Regions from separate parts of the Homo sapiens genome. Here region 2 is linked to region 1. The links are chromatin loops, found by intact Hi-C in ENCODE. Cell type or tissue: heart right ventricle. All regions are shown on one strand. Each heading gives the region's core, and the rest is flanking DNA. Links, peaks and the distances in the headings are about the cores only. Region 1 overlaps MAB21L3 (mab-21 like 3). Region 2 has its middle 12 kb from the start of ATP1A1.

What was found. Peaks named below come from ENCODE experiments on the same cell type or tissue, not always from the same donor. Only the 100,000 strongest peaks of a DNase experiment are listed, where the experiment ranks them.
Region 2: it touches region 1 in a loop (3-fold over the local background); 16 of 110 quality-filtered maps call a loop at or near these places.

Annotation. Positions count from the first base shown.
Region 1 is chr1:116,137,212-116,141,614 of GRCh38, reverse strand. It overlaps MAB21L3 (mab-21 like 3), which reads right to left. Exons shown (of 8, transcript NM_152367.3): 8 at 3,466-4,403. Among named protein-coding and RNA genes, the nearest start is that of MAB21L3, 28 kb to the right of the region's middle. RefSeq lists enhancers at 2,213-2,507, 2,606-2,655. In heart right ventricle, for the core only: a CTCF peak has its summit at 2,376 (motif pointing left); a DNase peak (open chromatin) is centred at 2,404; H3K4me3 peaks cover 378 bases; H3K27ac peaks cover 346 bases.
Region 2 is chr1:116,358,624-116,363,026 of GRCh38, reverse strand. No RefSeq gene overlaps it. Among named protein-coding and RNA genes, the nearest start is that of ATP1A1, 12 kb to the left of the region's middle. In heart right ventricle, for the core only: a CTCF peak has its summit at 2,067 (motif pointing left); no DNase peak of the experiment used is centred there.

The sequences.
Region 1 (4,403 bases), core at 180-4,179:
ATTACAGTAACAAGAATATATAAAGTGTAGCAGCAGATTCCCACAGTGGAATATTATTTATTGGTGAAAAGGAATAAACGACTGCTACATGAAGACACACATGGGAGTCTCAAAAGCATAAAAACAATCTCAAAAGATTGTTTCTCTGTGGCCATGAGAAACAATCACAGACGACTTTATACAGTATGATTTCATGTATGTAAAGCCTTTAGATAAATGAAACAGTCAAAACTAAAAACACAATTTGGGATGCATGCAGATCATATTTTGTTGATTCTAAGCCATGTCTCTTTTTTTGACATTTCAAACACTTCAAAATTGAGATTCATTTTGTAACCAAAATTTTGTAACCAAACCATTCATTTTGTGAGTCTCTTTCTTAGAGGTGAAATAATAATGCATCTTACAATGTCGGGAGCTTAAGTTCAATGAAATATGGTAGGAAGTAGAACTATAAAGAAAAACATGAGAATGATTAACATAAAATGTGGGATACCTACGATTACCTATGTCTGGGAGGAAGGAGGCTGCTGGAAGGAAGGGGAAGCAAGGAGAATTCCGTATACTGACAATGTGCTATTTTTCACCAAGGTACAGTATATTGGTGTATTATTATTATTATTATTATTATTATTATTATTATTATTATTATTTTGAGGCAGAGTCTCACTCTGTTGCCCAGGCTGGAGTGCCGTGGCACAATCTCGGCTCACTGCAACCTCTGCTTCCCAGATTCAAGCTATTCTTCCACCTCAGCCTCCCCGAGTAGCTGGGACTGCAGATGTGCACTACCACGCCTGGATAATTTTTTGTATTTTTGGTAGAGACGGGGCTTTGCCATGTTGGACAGGCTGGTCTCACACTCCTGGCCTCACGTGACTCCCCCCGCCTCAGCCTCCCAAAGTGCTGAGATTACAAGTGTGAGCCACCGCGCCCAGCCTGCTTTATTATTCTTCTTTAAATAGGTTAGATTCTCACATGTATAAATATATTTCACAATTTAAAAAAACAAAAAGAGTGAATGAGGCGAGTAGGTGGAGATACACGTATAGTAACTCAGGAAGCTGGACAGTAAAGGGGAGAAGAGAGTGAAGCGGCCATTGCGGGAGGATGTGGAGGAAACTACAAGAAATAAATGGAAAGACTGAAGAGCTGGGAGGCATCTGAGCTGTCACATGTGGAGAAATTGGCCTTTCAGGGAGATACCTTCTATATTTTAGCAAGAGGGACGAAGGGGAGAATGGGCTTGCAGAATTTGCAGTGAAATTTTCTCATGTTTCCTCTGTGATGGTTTATATTTTCTTTACAAAGAATTTATCTGTGGTCTGGTATAGTTATCAGGAATGGTAGAGATGGGCAAATAGCACGAGGGGTAGGCATCTAAAATGAAAACATTTGTTCAGCAGTTATCCCATGCCAGGTACTCAACTAAGAGCCTTTTACATCCATCATTCCATTCGTTGCTCTCATTAACACTATGAGGTATATATTCTTTCATGATGCCTGTAACAGTTTCCTAGGGCCATAGGAAAATAACCAAATACCACAGACTAGGTGACTTAAATAACAGAAATGTATTTTCTCCCAGTTCTGGAGGCTGGTGGTCCAAGAGCAGGTGTGGACAGGCTGGTTTCTCCTGAGGCCTTTCTCCTTGGTCTGTGGGTGGCTGCCCTCTGCGCATGCACATCCCTGGCATCTCTCTGTGTGCTTAATCTCCTCTCCTTTAAGGATACCCGTCAGACTGAATCAGCTAATCACCTCTTTATTATTAACTTAATCACCTCTTTAAATACAGTCACATTCTGAGGTGCTGGGGGTTGGAGCTTGAACTTATGAATTGTGGTGGACACAATTCTGGCCATCACAATGCCCATTTTGGAGAGAAGGAACTAGAGACACAGAAAGGCCAAACAGCTTGCCAAGGTCATGCAGCTCCTCGGCATCAGAACTGGGATGCAGACGCAGGCAGGTCAACTGCGGTGGCTGAAAACCAACCATTCCTCTACACGCCTAGTCTTGGGCCTGGAAGAGTGAAGAAGGATTGAACGGTCTTTTGGAGAATTAAAAAAAAAAAAGAACAGAATAAAGGAGTAATATTCTCTGGCTTTTCTTAGCTGTGCAATCTGTCCCAGGAAACAGAATGGAGCTGAATGCCCCGGGAGCCTGGATGGACGGTCCTCTCATAGGCTCCCTTTTAAAATCTGAGTTTTAAGGAGAAAGATGTAAATCTCGGCTAAAATGGCAGGAAAGGTCAACAATTTGGCATGAGCTGGAATCCACTCATCCTTGCTCTGGAGGGACCAGGTGTAAGTTACGGGCTGAGAAGTGTGACACCTGCTGGGCTCCGAGGACGAGAATGGGTGGGACCTGGCTCCTTTCATATGTGTTCCCTTGCTGCCCTCTGCTGGCAAGAATTGGGAATACGCAGGAAGCTGCTGGTAGCCCTGCTTCCTGCAAAACCCTCAGATCTCAGGGGAAAGACGGAAAGAATCTACCGGAATCAGACTGTGGCGCACGTCAGTTCCTCCCTTTCCACACACGTACACACATATTGAACCAATGTTACAGTCAATTTTCACTTTTTAGCATTCCGTGACTGTGTAGCTGTTTTAAAAGTTGCTTAAGATGGTTTTTGTTTTGTTTTGAGACAGAGTCCCGCTCTGTAGCCCAGCCCAGGCTGGAGAGCAGTGGCCAGATCTCAGCTCACTGCAAGCTCTGCCTCCCAGGTTCAAGCGATTCTCCTGCCTCAGCCTCCCAAGTAGCTGGGATTACAGGTGCCCACCACCATGCCTGGCTAATTTTTGCATTTTTAGTAGAGACGGGATTTCACCACGTTGGCCAGGCTGGTCTGGAACTCCTGGCCTCAAGGGATCCGCCCACCTAGGCCTCCCAAAGTTCTGGGATTACAGGCCTCAGCCACCCTGCCCGGCCGAAATTAAATTTAAAACCTTATTACATTTGCCACCTTTTCAAAAATGATGTTTCCTAAGATACAAGAATATGAGAATTAGAATACAAATTTTTGATGATTTAACAAAATGTTAGTTTGTTCACCATTTTATATGCTCTTTTTAAATTTTTTTTTTAGAGACAGGGTCTCCCTTCCGGTGACTCCGTCACCCAGGCTAGAGTGCAGTGGTACAATCAAAGCTCACTGCAGCCTCAGACTCCTGGTCTCAAGGAATCCTCTCATCTCAGCCTCCTGAGCACCACATCCGGCTAATTTTTAAATTTTTTGTAGAGACGGGGTGTCAGTGTCTGGCTATGTTGCCCAGGCTGGTCTTGAACTCCTGGTCTCAAGTGACCCTCCTGTCTCAGCCTCCCACAGTGCTGGGATTACAGGCATGAGCCACTGCACCAAGCCTTCATGTTTTCAAAAATTGTAAACTCATTGTTGGTTTGGAAATTTTTTTTTCAATATTTTAAAATCATTACTTATTAAACGATAGCCTAGGGACCCCACCATTTGGTTACAGTACTTTTTTTTTTTAATCATACTTTAAGTTTTAGGGTACATGTGCACAATGTGCAGGTTAGTTACATATGTATACATGTGCCATGCTGGTGCGCTGCACCCACTAACTCGTCATCTAGCATTAGGTATATCTCCCAATGCTATCCCTCCCCCCTCCCCCCACCCCACAACAGTCCCCAGAGTGTGATGTTACCCTTAATGTGTCCATGTGTTCTCATTGTTCAATTCCCACCTATGAGTGAGAATATGCAGTGTTTGGTTTTTTGTTCTTGCGATAGTTTACTGAGAATGATGATTTCCAATTTCACCCATGTCCCTACAAAGGACATGAACTCATCATTTTTTATGGCTGCATAGTATTCCATGGTGTATATGTGCCACATTTTCTTAATCCACTCTATCATTGTTGGATATTTGGGTTGGTTCCAAGTCTGCTATTGTGAATAATGCCGCAATAAACATACGTGTGCATGTGTCTTTATAGCAGCATGATTTATAGTCCTTTGGGTATATACCCAGTAATGGGATGGCTGGGTCAAATGGTATTTCTAGTTCTAGATCCCTGAGGAATCGCCACACTGACTTCCATAATGGTTGAACTAGTTTACAGTCCCACCAACAGTGTAAAAGTTTTCCTATTTCTCCACATCCTCTCCAGCACCTGTTGTTTCCTGACTTTTTAATGATTGCCATTCTAACTGGTGTGAGATGGTATCTCACTGTGGTTTTGATTTGCATTTCTCTGATGGCCAGTGATGATGAGCATTTTTCATGTGATTTTTGGCTGCATAAATGTCTTCTTTTGAGAAGTGTCTGTTCATGTCCTTCACCCACTTTTTGTTGGGGTTGTTTGTTTTTTTCTTGTAAATTTGTTTGAGTTCATTGTAGATTCTGGATATTAGCCCTTTGTCAGATGAGTAGGTTGTGA
Region 2 (4,403 bases), core at 256-4,255, 220 kb before region 1:
GGGGCTGTTGTCTTAGCAGCACAACTCCCCTCTTTCAACATAGGCATCAGAGATTCCTTGGGTAACTTCATTTTCCTTGTTCAGGCTACTCTTCTTACCATGTCTCACTGATAATAAAAGATTAGGCTTTTGTAGGAGACCCATATTGTGATTTTTTCTTGGGCACTCCCACAATCTCTACAAACATCAAGGAAACAGGTCTCTCCTAGGTACTTTTTTTGAGGGTATTGGAGCATCGGCCAAGTATAAAATATCCAACAATACTGCAGTACATTTCTGGAAACCACATGGAAAATCCTAAAACTGGTCTTACCCGTGGGATCTGTGTTATAATTGGATGTTGCATTCTTGACCAAAGACTTGGCATCAGATAAATCACAGATACTAAATATGTCATAGAGGCAAAGATTCACAAAGATTCACAGTTTAAATCAGTAGTTCTCAACCCTGGCTGAGCCTTAGGATCGTCAAAAAATATTTTTTCAAATACCAATGCCTGCACATCATTTGGGACCAGTTAAAGCCAAATCTCTATGGGTGGGGACAAATAACCAATTTTTTTGTTGTTGTTTATTAAGAGCCAGGACCAAAAGAAAGACATAGTTGTCATTTGGCACTTTAAAAAATTAAAAGAGCCACTTGAAAGTAAGTGAAAAGATTTACTGATTCTCCAGATGGAAATTCAGAGATCCCACATTTGATGAACGCGCCATCTCATATGGTGGTGAGACAGGGCATGTGGCACGTGCTGTCCACCAGCACATGAACTAGTGCCCCTGGGTGCAATGTTCGAAGGCTAATGACCAGTGAGTTAATACATATTTACAAAGATTTCATGATGAGCATAATGTCTCTGTACTGGGGACTGGTTTAGGAGTCTTTGGAAAAAAATAGGCATAGTCCCTGTTCTCAAGCATTGTTCAGGGAGACAAGAACACAGTGATTCTGAAGTTAGGCTTCCAGCAATTTAGCAACATAGAAACATTGCCCTTTGCTGACAGTAGCATTTGTATCTGAAATTATCTCAACCAGATAGATCCAATTGTTTAAAAGTTTTGAAAATCTGCAGCTATATTCCAGGATTCCTCCCTTCCCTTAGTAGAAGGTTGGAGAGAGCCGATCCACGGAAGGAAAGCCTTGGGCTCACTCACACACTGGGCCTCCTCTAGAGACACCCAGTGCAGAGAGGAAGGCAGTCCCGCAGGGCCAGCCACCCAGAGGCCCCAGGGAAAGACTGTCCCTGCACATTTCTCACCAGGTTTATGTAAGTAAAGAGGAGGATAAATCCTGCCAATCCAGGAGGTTGGTTTCTATTTCTGATTCCAGTTCTTTGCCATGAATTATATGATTAGAAGCAGGGCATTTCATGATGCCTCAGTATTTCCATTTAAAAAAGAAGAATAGTGTCTATTCTTTACCTATAGAAACAAATACCTTACAGATAAATTAAATTCTGTTCAAAGGTATCTGAGCATTATTATGAATTTTTTTTCTGATTTTTAGTCTGACATGTTTACTAAAGAGAACTCAGAAATTACAGAGAAATAGTTATATATGAAAACAAAACTCACTCATAATCACACTCATAATTCCATAATAATTTTAAACACAAGAAAACACAAAGACATTCTCTATGTGTGGTTTTATACCTGTTTATACAATGATTAAGATTATATAATGAACATTCCTGTGTATCTTAAAATAGTGCTTAAAACAGATTATTTCATGACTGTGTGACAGCCTGCTTTATGGCACTGCCATGATTTGTTTATTGATTGTGAGATACACAACATAAATATTTTTTAAATTTAAGGGAAGGTTAATAATCTAAGAAATTTTGATTAACTATTATTTATAATAATCCATTTGGAGATTTTAAAAGTATATGGACATCAGTTGGAAATAATCTCAGAAGCACAGAAAATGAGATTTAAAAAACAATCAAGAGCAATTTTATTTTTAAAGGTCAATTCACTTATAAGAGACTCAGAGAACATGCAATAATTGCCTGTAACTACATTTCCATTGACTTCTGAGTGGTAATTTTATCTTTAACACCCCCTGCTGGTTTGCCTTATGGTTTTAGTGTTATCACTTTCTTTTTTTTTTAATTGTAATTTCATTAGAAGTCTGACATTTTTCCCGTCCTATTCTCTTTGTTCTCTCCCTCAAAAAATAAAGTGAGAGGGGTATGAGCAAAGGAAAAACAGAACAATCGATTATTACTTTATAGAAATTCACCCCTCACAACTCCAGCCACCATATGTAAAGGAAATAGGCTAGAGAAGCACAAAAGAATGAGGAGATATACTCAGGCTTTCTTTTAAGAACTTTATAACTTGTTGCATTACTCATTTATTCAAGGCCATTGCCATAGACTCTATGTCTCATATTACTCCACAGTAATTATCTGAAAGATAAACCCAGGAATGTGTAGATTCACAGGTCAGGGCCAATGTATGGTCATCCTTTTTTTTTTTCCTAGGGTTACAGGCAGATCAATTCAAAGCACTGCTTGAGATGGCACTTACCTGAACAGTTGTTTGTTCCACAAAAGCACCTTATAGTAAGTTTCTATCCTCTCATTTTACTTCCTACCACAAAGATCCTCTAATGCCCATGTGTGATGTAAAAAAATCAAGAAACAGCTATTACCTCATTTCTGATAGATCTGGACTCCCTTTTTGCATTCAAATAGCATTTATTGAATGTCCATTCTGTGCTTAGCACTGATCGAGGCACATGAACAAGATAGGCCATGTCCCTGTTCCTCCAGAGTTTCCAGCCTAGTGGAAGAAATAAATAACAGCAAAGGAAACAAACAAACAAACAAATAAGCAAGATAATACAACATAGTTATCAGCTCAAAGAGAACCATGAAGCAGGTGGTGGTGGTATGATAGAGTAACTAGGGAGGAGGTGGGGCTGTGTGGGGAATATTTTTGTTAGTGTGGTCAGTGAGGGCTGCTATTGAAGAGGTGCCCAGTCATTTACCTTCAGTCTTTCAACAAGAGTGCTGCAAGCTTCATTCTTCAAATCCTCTTCCTGCCATGACTCTCATGGCTTAGTCTAATGCCTTTCCTCTATCCTTTCTGCTTTCGGATCCTGGGAAGTGTTTGCAAGGGCTCCACACCCCCAGCATTTCTCATGATAGCCTACTTCTCACAAATCTACATTCACTTTATAATCATCTTTAATCCCAGTATCTCCATTATGGAAACATGAGATGAGATTGGAAATAAAAGGGATTCCTATTTGTTTCAACTATATTTTAAAATGTGCTTATTTGCATATGAATACAGATAATTCTATTGTGCTATTTGGGATTCTGCTAAAATCATCTCTTTGCAGAGGAAAAGTATTGCAACACCCACAGTAGCTTTCACTCTCACACAAAAGACCAGATTTCCAGAGAAAATGTTTCTTGGGCTGCTTTAGGAAGTCCAGGGCCAGTGATGGTCTTCAGGGTGGTGGGAACTTTTCTTTTCAGCCGCAACTGATGAACGTACATGTTATCTGGAGACAAGATTATAAATTTTCTTTGATGTCTTTGACTGAAGTAACTTTGGTAATAATGTTTAACCACTGGAAAACAGTTTTTGAAGTTATAATGCTTTCCTGCCATTACTCTTCTTTGGCTGTAGCTGATTTAAGCATTTCTTGCCTTTAGATTCAAATAGCAGGGCATTGGTTCCACATGTCAAATTCTGTGCATGATAAATCTATTTTCTCTTTGAATTTTTGTGACAACCTCATTAATCATGTGTTAGGAATGAGGAAGCTGAGATTCAGAGGGATTATGGCCTGGCTCAGAGTCAGAGGTACAGAAAAGATTTCACTCAAGTCTTTTGATTTCAGTTCAGCTGTGTACCTCTCAGGCTATAGCTGTCTCCTGTCTATGTGTATATAGCACTGAACTAAGTCTTTAGGAAAGTAATATGAAATTTAGTATTCAGGTAATCATCTTAATGAAGATTCCAGTTTTATTGGGACCACTAGTTACCAATGGAACAAGATGTTGAATATGTGCATGAATATATAGATATTAAATATGATTACAAACAAGAGGGCATATCCCTCAGGTGTTGGCTCCCTCTTCTCATATGCAGCCCTGAAGACACCACAGGGTACAAATATCAAATATAGCATGAATTTATAAAATTATATATAAAGATATAATTTACTGAAGCAACAAGAGTGTCTGGTATTATAGTAATAAAGAATGTATGAATTTTTACTGAGAAAAACATTTTAGCTCTATTGCTCTATTAAAAGAAAAAAGAAAAGACCTAAATAAATGACTAGGGCAATTTATTGTTGCTATTATGTCATTTGTCTCCAGATTGTTTTATGTATTTCATGACAATTCCAATCAAAATCACAGTAGGAATTTCTGAAATTAT